Regions from separate parts of the Homo sapiens genome. Here region 2 is linked to region 1. Evidence: chromatin contacts called from ENCODE Hi-C or POLR2A ChIA-PET data. All regions are on one chromosome and are shown on one strand. The core of a region is the stretch at or near the end of the contact, and the rest is flanking DNA. Distances in the headings are between cores, read along the strand shown.

Evidence for each region. A loop is a pair of places that touch in the nucleus more often than their neighbours do. ChIA-PET counts read pairs that join two places held with the same protein, here RNA polymerase II (POLR2A). Pooled maps may share reads with other maps.
Region 2: a loop to region 1 is called in a pooled map, with 2.3 times the contacts of the local background. The contact joins the enhancer-like site here to the promoter of GGCX in region 1. A Hi-C loop is called at or near these places in 1 of 50 pooled maps. POLR2A ChIA-PET finds 5 or more read pairs at or near these places in 3 of 52 experiments (Caco-2, GM12878 and WTC11).

Annotation. Positions count from the first base shown.
Region 1 is chr2:85,558,281-85,563,962 of GRCh38, reverse strand. It overlaps GGCX (gamma-glutamyl carboxylase), which reads left to right and starts at 2,470. Exons shown (of 15, transcript NM_000821.7): 1 at 2,470-2,577; 2 at 2,978-3,148; 3 at 4,888-5,046; 4 at 5,358-5,523. The coding sequence starts at 2,535. RefSeq lists an enhancer at 2,267-2,496.
Region 2 is chr2:85,747,245-85,752,926 of GRCh38, reverse strand. No RefSeq gene overlaps it. Among named protein-coding and RNA genes, the nearest start is that of ATOH8, 3.9 kb to the left of the region's middle. RefSeq lists a silencer at 2,047-2,267. Within about 2 kb of position 3,531, at least 9 of the 41 ENCODE cell types and tissues checked have a DNase peak (open chromatin) inside an H3K27ac peak, as active enhancers do.

The DNA of each region.
Region 1 (5,682 bases), core at 1,221-3,720:
TTTTTTTCCTTGAGATGGATCCCATTATGTTGCCCCGGCTAGTCTTAAACTCCTGAACTAAAGTGATTGTCTTGCTTCAGCCTCCAGAAAAGCTGGGAATAGCTGAGACTACAGAAACATGCCATTTTTTTTCCTTTGTAGTAGAAGTTAGAAAGCTTTTTTTTTTTTTTGAGATGGAGTCTTGCTCTTTCACCCTGGCTGGAGTACAGTGGCGCAATCTGGGATCACTGCAACCTCTGCCTCCCGGGTTCAACCGATTCTCCTGCCTCAGCCTCCCCAGTAGGTGGGATTACAGGCACGTGCCACCACACCCGGCTAATTTTTGTATTTTTAGTAAAGACGGGGTTTCACCGTATTGGTCAAGCTGGTCTCGAACTCCTGACTTTGTGATCCACCTGCCTCAGCCTCCCAAAGTGCTGGGATTACAGGTGTGAGCCACCGTGCCCGGCCTTTTTTTTTTTTTTTTTTTTTTGAGACAGAGTCTTACTCTGTCACCCAGGCTGGAGTGCAGTGGTTCGATCTTGGATCACTGCAACCTCCACCTCCCGGGTACAAGTGATTCTCCTGTCTCAGCCTTCTGAGTAGCTGGGATTATAGACGCCTGCCACCACACCCGGCTCATTTTTTTTGTATTTTTAGTAGAGACGGGGTTTTACCATGTTGGCGAGGCTGATTTCAAATTGCTGACCTTAAGTGATCCAACCGCCTCGGCCTCCCAAAGTGCTGGAATTACAGGCGTGAGCCACCGCGCCTGGCCTCAAAAAAAAAAATTTTTTTTTTCAGGACGGCGTCTTGCTCTGTCGCCCAGGCTGGAGGGCAGTGGTGCGATCTCGGCTCACTGCAAGCTCTACCTCCTGGGTTCACGCCATTCTCCTGCCTCAGCCTCTCGAGTAGCTGGGACTGCAGGCGCCTGCCACCACGCCCGGATAATTTTTTGTATTTTTAGTAGAGACGGGGTTTCACCGTGTTAGCCAGGATGGTCTCGATCTCCTGACCTCGTGATCCACTCGCCTCGTCCTCCCAAAGTGCTGGGATTACAGGCGTGAGCCACCGCGCCCGGCCAAAAAAATTTCTAATACGGCAAATATTGAAAGATATAATCCACATAAACAAAGCTTTTAGGGTCTTCTATAATTTCTAACACTGTAAATGGTTCCCAAGACCCAACTGTTTGAGAACCGCTTCTCTGGGATGCCTTCTTCTTTTCCTGCTGGCTAATCCCAGTGGAGAGATTTAGGTATTTAATTCTGCTCCAGACTCACCTCTGAGAACCTTCCCTGATGGGCCACACTCTACTCACTGCCCTTGCTCTGTATCCCCTCTTCAGTTATGTTGTTCCTGTTTCCCTGGCTGCTTTTAATTTTCTTTCTTTCTTTTCTTCCCGCCTTTTCTTTTCTTTCTCTTTCTTTTTCGTTTTTTGTTTTTTGAGACGGAGTCTCACTCTGTCGCCCAGGCTGGAGTGCAGTAGCGCGATCTTGGCTCACTGCAACCTCCGCCTCCTAGGTTCAAGCGATTCTCCTGCCTCAGCCTCCCGAGTAGCTGGGATTACAGGCGCACGCCACCATGCCCGGATTATTTTTGTATTTTTAGTACAGACGGGGTTTCACCATGTTGGCCAGGCTGGTCTTTAACTCCTGACTTCAAGTGATCCGCCCGCCTTGGCCTCTCAAAGTGCTGGGATTACAGGCTTGCTGCCGCACCCGGCTTGTTTTTTTTTTTTTTTTTTTTTGAGACGGGGTCTCACTGTGTCCCCCAGGCTGGAGTGCAGTGGTGCGATCACAGCTCCCTGCAGCCTCGAACTACTGGGCTCAAGCGAACCTCCCACCTCAGCCTCCCGAGTAGCTGAAACCACAGGAGCGCGCCACGACACACAGCTAACTTTTTTTTTAGTGTTTTTTCTTTTTTTGTTGTTGCCTTTTTTTTTTTTCTTTATCGATCCTCCCGCATTGGCCTTCCAAACTGTTGGGATTACAAGCGAGAGCAGTGCCCGGCCCCTACTGCTTTGAAACCTCGGTTCTTTGCAGGTCCTGGAAAAGAAAGTGAAGGGGTCGTGCAATGGCTCAAAACCCAGGCAACATTTCCAGGCGCGTCCTCAACTCGGCGTCACTCTGACAAAAAGTTTGCCCTTTGCGCCCGATCCCTCACACCAGAGAGCACCGCAGGGACGCAGGGACGGAGAGGACTAATGGGGTCGGGGAGGACCCAAGGAAGTTGGGGAACTCAGACTCTTTTCAGTGTTTAAAAAGCAGAGGCCCCCTCGGAAGGCATAACAGGCGAGTCTAACAATGCCCCTGGAGATCAACGGCACTAAGGGGTACCTTTGCCCCGCTCCAAGGCTCCTTGTTCCGCCCCCTGCCGCCAAGCAAGGAATCCGGCGCCGCCGGTCGTGGGTAGTATTTACGACAGTGCTGGCGCTTTGCGGCCGGCCGCACAGCCGCTGACGCGTCGGGAGGCGGAGCCTAGGGAAGCAAATTCTCCTGGCGGCCTCCGTTCAGACGCGGCAGCTGTGACCCACCTGCCTCCTCCGCAGAGCAATGGCGGTGTCTGCCGGGTCCGCGCGGACCTCGCCCAGCTCAGGTAGGCTTAGGACCCCGCCCTCCGGCGGAGAGTTCCTAGGAGCGCTGGTCTCAGAGGGGCGGGGGCGGGAGGACGCCCAGTGTCTCCCGGTGAGGCGGGGGGGGGGTCCTCTGTGGGGAAGGGGGCGTGCTGTGAGACATTTGCAGCCTGCGGCTTCTGAATGATGATGACATTCGGGAACACTGCGGTTAGGGGACTGTAGTCTGAGGGGTTCTGGGACATTAGGGGATCGTGGAGAGGGGGCTGCACTGCAGGGATGTTTCCTATAGTCAGATCATTGAGGCAACCTCATTGAGCCGACCCGGGTGGGCGGAAGCTCTGAGCTGTTGGTGCAGTGATTTCTTTGATTTGAGGTGGAGCCCACCCCCGCACACATATTTTCTCCATTTATTGATTGCAGATAAAGTACAGAAAGACAAGGCTGAACTGATCTCAGGGCCCAGGCAGGACAGCCGAATAGGGAAACTCTTGGGTTTTGAGTGGACAGATTTGTCCAGTTGGCGGAGGCTGGTGACCCTGCTGAATCGACCAACGGACCCTGCAAGCTTAGCTGTCTTTCGTTTTCTTTTTGGTGAGTCCAGTTTATGGGTGGGAGCAATTTGGTTGAGAGTGGAGAATGACAATCTCTATTTTTTGGTTGCAAGTAGACTTAGCTCCCTTTTCCTCAGAGCTGAAGACATTGGTATAAAAGAAGAGGTCTTTGCGAAGTTTAGGATTAAACCTGCTTTGTCTCCTACAGTTAGGATTTACTTGGTGGCCAGAAATGCTTTTTTTTTTTTCCTTAGACGGACTTTCGCTCTTGTTGCCCAAGCTGGAGTGCAATGGCGCTATCTCGGCTCACTGTAACCTCCGCCACCCGGGTTAAAGCGATTCTCCTCCCTCAGTCTCCCGAGTAGCTGGGATTACAGGCGCCCACCACCACACCCGGCTAATTTTTTATTTTTTTTGTATGTGTGTTTTTAGTAGAGACGGGGTTTCACCATGTTGGCCAGGCTGGTCTCAAACTCCTGACCTCAGGTGATCCGCCTGCCTCGGCCTCCCAAAGTGCTGGGATTACAGGTGTGAGCCACCGTACCCAGCTAGAAATGCTATATGATATGTAGAGGCGAGGCAGCAGTGACCCATTTTGCTTGTGGCATGAAGTTGCCCAGAAGACTCAGAGAAACAGAGCAGGGGGCCACAGGGACCATACCTTTTGGCTGTGACTCCCTAATCAAGAGCTTCTTAACTGAGGCCGCAGCATGGTGTGCTTGGAATGGTTTACAGATGTGCAGAGATATTAGTCCCCTTAGCCCAGTAGTTCTCAACTGGAGGGAGTTTTGCTCCCTGGGAGACATTTGGCAATGTTTAGAGACATTTTTAGTTGTCACAACTTGGGGGAGGAAGAATAGGTGGCTGCTGGCATCTCTATAGAGGTCAGGGAGTGCTCCTAAATGTCCTGTAGTGCATTGGATAATCCCCTCAATAAATAATTAACCAGCCCAAAATGTGACTAGTCCTGAAGTTGAGAAACCCTGCTTTATCTCAAGCTGGCTTCCTGATCTGAGTAGCCTCTTCTGTTTATTCCCAGGGTGTTGACGAAATGCAACTGTTTTTGGAGTGTGCCAGGAAGCAGAAAAGGTTGAGAAGCACTCCCAGAGCACTTTCTTTCTTTCTTTCTTTCTTTTTTTGAGACGGAGTTTCGATCTTGTTGCCCAGGCTGGAGTGCAATGGTGTGATCTCGGCTCACTGCAACCTCCGCCTCCCAGGTTCAAGTGATTCTCCTGCTTCAGCTTCCCGAGTAGCTGGGATTACAGGCATGCGCCACCACACCTGGCTAATTTTTTTGTATTTTAAGTAGAGACGGGGTTTTTCCATGTTGGTCAGGCTGGTTTCGAACTCCCAACCTCAGGTGATCTGCCCACCTCAGCCTCCTAAAGTGCTGGGATTACAGGCGTGAGCCACCGTGCCTGGCCTCCCAGAGCACTTTCTGAAGCTCAATAGGATGGATCTTTATAGCTGTCAAGACCCTAACAGTTTTTATAGCATTTTGTGCATTTCTGTAATTTAATCCTCTCTGTAGTCCTGTGATGTATTCCCCTTCTCACAAATGGGGAATTGGTTAACCGAGCTGCAGGGGCTGTTCTAGATGGCACAACAGATGTAGTACTGTGCAGAGTAGGCACTCAATAATTAATACTGAATAAATGGCAGAGCCAAGATTAGAAAAGAAGTCTGACCCTGGAGCTGCACACTGTCAACTGTGTTCCACTGTATTCTACTGCTTCCTTAGCTGAGGCCCAATGACCAACTCCCCTATTGCCTTCTTAGGGTTCTTGATGGTGCTAGACATTCCCCAGGAGCGGGGGCTCAGCTCTCTGGACCGGAAATACCTTGATGGGCTGGATGTGTGCCGCTTCCCCTTGCTGGATGCCCTACGCCCACTGCCACTTGACTGGATGTATCTTGTCTACACCATCATGTTTCTGGGTGAGGGGAACTGTGGGAAATATTGACTGGCCTGCCAGAAACACAGAAATAGAAGCATGCTGGTGAATGGTCAAAGTCTTTGGCACCTTATTTCACTTCTGCTGTGATCAATTTCATGCTGTTGACCTGTGTGTCACTTAAGCTGTGATCCCATAATTCTTTTTAAAATATTAAAATAACATTTAATTTTCATTTAGTTTTATGTGATTATACAATGCTTGATTTTTCTTAATTCCAACCATATCCTGGTCCAGGGAAACTGGGCCTGTGGTGATCTCTTGACCTCTTAATCCTCTCCCTACAAATCCCAGGGGCACTGGGCATGATGCTGGGCCTGTGCTACCGGATAAGCTGTGTGTTATTCCTGCTGCCATACTGGTATGTGTTTCTCCTGGACAAGACATCATGGAACAACCACTCCTATCTGTATGGGTTGTTGGCCTTTCAGCTAACATTCATGGATGCAAACCACTACTGGTATGAGTCAGGGGGGACAAAGGGGAGGGGTTGGCTGGGTCAGGATGGTTATCAGAGATAGGGGCCCAGTGAGGTTCTGGAATTTTTCAGTCATGTTTGCAAAGTATGGTTACAAGGTCACTTTGATCTAGGTGGATTTGGGAGGGGAAAGGGCCAACT
Region 2 (5,682 bases), core at 2,282-4,781, 190 kb before region 1:
AAAACGAGGGTCATAATCGTACCTTCCTCCCCAGGCGGTGTGAAAAGCGTGTATGCGCAAGGCACTCAGAGCAGTGCCTGGCACCAGGTGAGAGCTTTGCAGGTGCCCACGGTTATTGGCAAGGGGCAGAGGTAGACCCCCCAGACCCTCAGTCATCAGTGCCATTCCACTGGAGATTCTGGAAAGAAGGGGTCAAACTAGTAGGCCCTCAGATGTCCTTGCCAGAGGACTGCTTCCCAGCCGCTCCCTTCCGAGGCTCAGAACAGGGCTTCACTCCTTGCTGGTCCCTTCTCTGTGACTGTTACTCCTTAAGGAAGGTGGACACTAAAAGCCAGCAAGGTGGTTTGGGAGAAGATGGACCCTTGACCCTGGCCTTGAACTCTGATGAAAACACAAGGGCTCACACAGAGTGGAGTGCTTCTCTCCTCCATGGGAGAATGCCTAGGGGTGGAGGAGGCAGATGGCACGCAGGGTGCTGGGAGGTGGGATGGGGATCTGGGCATAGCTTTGGGGGCAGGAGCATGGAGCTCCAGCCAGCAGCCCCGGTTGAGCCTTGGTTTGTCAACGACGGAACCCCATGACCACGAGCAAGACGTTTCCTCCCACCGTCACTCTTTTCTGTCTTTGAGGATATTTCCAGCCAACCTTCTCAGGGTAGCTGGGAAAGGACAAAGAGATGGATGTCAAAGGACTTTGACATAAGACTTCAAACATAGACACACACACACACACACACTGAGGCATGCAGTTTTCTGAATATAGTAAATGCAAAATCTCATTTTGCCACCAAGGTGGGTGCCAGCATCATAAAGCATGTGCTCCCGGAGACATCGTCTTCCCTGGACACCTGCATATTCCTGCACCTTATCTCTGTCCTGGAGACCAGGTGTGTGCTGCCAAAGAGGAGCCCTCATTCTCCTGTCGTTTCCCTGCTCAGCCTCGAACCCTAAAGTTCTGGCCTTTGCTCCCAGGTCTCCCACGGCTCCCCTTTGCAACGCACACTCTTCCTCACCCTTCGATGAACAGCTCCGGTCCCCCTCCTCCCGCGAACCTTCCCTGCTCACCATAGCCTCCAATTGCTCTTGCTGGCCTGTGTGCATGCTTGCTCAAAAGTCCTGCTGCAACTTAGCCTCCACTGCAGCCCTGTTGGAACTCCTGGGCTTGTGCGTTCCTCAAAGGCGCACTCTTGCCTTCCTCCCTGTCTCTAAAGGCTGGTGCTCAGGAAACCTCTGATAAGGACAAGCAACCCTCGTGCCCTTTACACTCCTGTCTGGAGACCCAGTCCTCCTGTGCATCCAGCCAGTCAGTGGCAGAGATGGAGGAAAAGTGACACTCCTTCTCCAGGGCTGCTCAGGTACTCTCTGAGCTTCAGTAGCTTCCTCTGTAAAACGGGAGTAATGATACCGTGCCTCACACGGCTGCAAGGACTCAAAGACGCAGCATGTGCAGCATGTGGCATGATGCCTAGAGTCTAGGGAATGGTGACCTTGGGCATCCTGGGTCAGCCAGCTGCTAAGGCCCCCTTGCATCCCAGACTTGGGTGTAGCTGAAGACTGGGGTGCCCGTGGCTGGTGAGGTTGTGTGAGAAGTCTCTAGCAGGACTGAATTTTGTCCTTAAAGAGGCCAAGCTGTGTCTGGGAAAATCACATCTTGGCTGAATACCAAAGGATCCACTCATACTGATCCTAAGCCCCGTGCCAACTTCCCCCCAAATAGAGGAGAAGGTCACCGAGATCCCATGGGGCAGGAGGAGGCGAAGGGATTGGATAGGAATGATCAGCCATGCAGGGTGGAGGTAGAGCAGGGCTCCAAGCCGGGCTACAGGCTTCCAGACAGGCTCTTTCTCCTCAACATGCTGCCTCTCCCGCTGGCCAAATGCCAGGGCCCCAGAGTTGGCAACAGGCAAGCCCAGAGGGATCTTCACCTTGTCACGTACCAGGTGTGTGACCTTGAGCAGCTCCCTGACTTCTCTGAGCCTCTGTTCACTATCTGGGCATCATCTCTTGAGTCTTGAGATGGAATGGTGTGTGTGGGAACAGGCGACAAATTGTAAAGAGGCCGATTGATGTGGAGTCCCTGCTATTGCCATTGTCAGCCTGCCAGGTTGCAGACCTTCCAGGTCCAGGCTGGCTGCCCACGCCCCACCAGCCTAGGGGTCAAACCTGTCTTCCAAGGGCTCTCACTTCTGCCTTCCTCAGCCTTGCTGAGAATTGGGGCAGAGACCAGCTGGGCAGCACCCCCTGGTGGTATCACACTATTGGGACTGCACACAACACTGCGGTCTCCCCATGAGGAACTTTTGCCCATTGTGGTGGCCCTGTAATGACAGTAATGTGGATTTCATGAATTCATAGACTTTCCAGGATAAAAAGTCTCCCAAGGCTCCATTTGGCCCTACTCACACCTTTGGATGGTACAATGCAGACGACACCCTATGCCCTTCATTAAAAACATCGCCCACTGAATTAACCATTTGAGGTGACCCTGGGATCGAGGGATGTTGTCACTGGAAGATTCCATACCCCTTTGGATGGCTGGTCTAGGGAAAAGGAATAAAGATAAAAAGGGAAGGCAAAGCAAGAGCTTAGGGGTCAGGCCACTGGGAACAGATATTAGAAAGTCAGGCAATCGTTAATTCTTTAATACTGCCATGCAAGGAGTGCATACAAACTCTATCTCACTAATCCTTATCATCACCCAGGGAAGTAAACCCACTCTACAGATAAGAAGACTAAGGCTCTTAGTGGGGAAAAAAATAATCTTGCCAACAGAAAGAACAGTCACTGGGTGCGGTGGCTCACGCCTGTAATCCCAACACTTTGGGAGGCCGAGGCTGGTGGTTCACAAGGTCAGGAGATCGAGACCATCCTGGCTAACACAATGAAACCCCGTCTCTGCTAAAAATACAAAAAAATTAGCCGGGCATGGTGGCGGGCGCCTGTAGTCCCAGCTACTCGGGAGGCTGAGGCAGGAGAATGGCGTGAACCCAGGAGGCGGAGCTTGCAGTGAGCCGAGATCACGCCACTGCACCCCAGCTTGGGCAACAGAGCGAGACTCCGTCTCAAAAAAAAAAAAAAAAAAAGAACAGTCATGGGATTTGAACCCAGGCCAACTGACCCCAAAACCCAAGCTCTGAACCACTGTGTCCGCTGCCTCCTGAGAGCTCAGTGACTAGCATCTGGGAGGTGATAACTGGGCCACCTATAGGGCTGGCCTGTGTAAGCCAGCTCTTCCTGCTGTGCTGCCAGCCTGGTGGGCTTCTTGCTGTCAACCTCTCAGCTGGAGCCACTGGCCTCCCTTGGTCCAGCACAGTGCACTTCTAGCTCCTTCTAGTCAGGGTCAGATGGCAAGGGCATATAGAGCCCAGATCTTGGTATCCAGGCACTGGAGCCCTCCCTCCTTGCAAGTGGAATCTGCCCAGCAGTTCCTTGGTGCACACACCACCCGAGTGCAGACAGGACAGCCCTGCAGGCCAGTGATTAGCTGCTTCTTGGCCGGATAGGATGGAACCTTGGATGCTTGCTACATGAAGCTCTGCATTCCTGAATCTGGAGTCCCTATTTATGGCTGTTCAGATTGTTCCAAAGTAGGTGTGGCACCCGTTAGAGAAAGGGAGGAAGAGTGGAAACTAGACTGCCATGAGGAAACTCTCCTAGTGGAAACAGACACAGCATGAATGGTGCCCCCCTGGGGTGGTACTCACAGCAGCTCCAGAAAGGGCCAACCAGGGGAATAAGAAGAATCCAGAGTTCCTCCCCGCCTCCCATTCACAGTGCTAGCACTGCCACCATTAACCAGCAGGACATTGGATCCAGAGGACAGTGATGAGGCATCCAGGCAGGAAGCTCTTTCAGACTCTCCTGCAATCTTCCTTCTACCTTCCTCTATTCAAGTGGCCATCCCAATTATGGAAAACCGAGTCTTTGGGGCTGGGCAGATGCCAGATAAGGGCACTCTCTCCCTGAGACCCGCTGTGTGCACCATCTCAGCACATGCTCTGTGTACCTTCTTAACACATGTGCAGAGGGCAGTGCCCAGGGGGTAGGGTTTAGTCCTGACTCTTGGTCAGAGTGGAAAGGGAGAGTGGGGAGGGAAAAAGGTCACGAGGGTTGTCAACAAAAAACAGGAGGAGGCTGGCATGACATATCTCCACACCATTGGCCAGGTGTCCTGTTAAAGCAGGACATATGTCATTTCTCTGCTTAAAACCTCCGCTTGAATTCTTTTGCTCGGATGTTCGTGGCTGCTATGAATTCCTTCCCTCCCTGCATGCATGGAGAGGTGGAGTCTGTCCCTCCATTGCTGGGAACCTGGGCTGGCCTGTGACTGCTCTGGCTAATGGAGCCCTGCAGAAGTGCTGCTGTGCTTTATGGAGACTGGCTGTTTAGGCTTCCGGCCAGTTGGAAGCCTTTAGTTGCTAAGTGAGAAACCCCGGTGGGTTCTGCTGAAGAGAGAGGCCACATAGAAAGCAACACAGTGCCAGACATATGAGTGAAGAAGGCTCTCAGCAGAACCTTATGGGTGCCTCCAGCCCCAGCCTCTAGCTGGCTGCAGCCCCATGGGGGAACCCACTAAAGAACCACCCGGCTGAACCCAGTCAACTAACAGAAACATGAGAAAGAATATTAAATGGTTGTGTTAAGCCACTACATTTTGGGGTGGTTTCTTATACAGAAATAGAGAACTGAAACATTCGAGTAGGAGCAAAAGTTGACATCTGGTCCCCCATTTCCTCTCTAACCTCATCCCCCGCCCTAGCCCATATACTCTGCTCTCACCACACAGGGCTCCCTGCCATTCCTTGAACCTACCCAGCAGGCTCCCACCTCAGGGCCTTTGCATTGGCTGTTTACTGTGCCTGAAATGCCCTTAGCTCGGGTAGCCTCAGGGTTCACTTCCTCACCCCTTTCTGGTGTTTCTATGTCCCCTTCTCAGTGAGGCTGTCCCTAATCACACTCTATGAAGTTTGTACCCTTCCCCTTCAGTATTATCTACCTCTTCCTTGCTTTATTTTCAATGGCATTTACCATCATCTGCCATACTATAGATATCACTGGTTGCTTGGTTTCTGTCTCCCATACACTAGAAGGTCAGTTCCATGAGGTCAGGGATTTTTGCCTGCCTTGTTTACTGCTATATCCCAGCCGCTAGAACAATCCCTAGTACACAGTAGACACTCAATAAGTACTTACTGAGTGAATGAAGGTCCACTCCTCTGTTTGGACCAAGACCTGCTCAGCTATTTAGTCAGCTGCTTTGACCAGAAAAAAACAGTGGATCCAGAGACAGAGTTGGTCATGTCAAAGGCACAGCTGCCCTGACTGCCAAGAACTTGTGGTTGTCTTGAATCCACAATCTTTTCTCTGGCATTGGGTTCCCCAACCTGATCAATTGAGTTGGGAGCAATGGATTCAAGTCAACAGTCATTCTTACACTGGACAGAACTCGAGCTGAGCCGGGCACTGTAATGGGGCTGGTTAGAAAGATAAGTTTGGTGACTGGGCACGGTGGCGCACTCCTGTAATCACAGCACTTTGAGAGGCTGAGGCAGGTAGATCCCTTGAGGCCAGGAGTCTGAGACCAGCCTGGCCAACATGGCGAAACCCTGTCTCTACCAAAAATACAAAAAGTTAGCCAGTTGTGGTGGCACACACTTATAATCCCAGCTACTTGGAAGTCTGA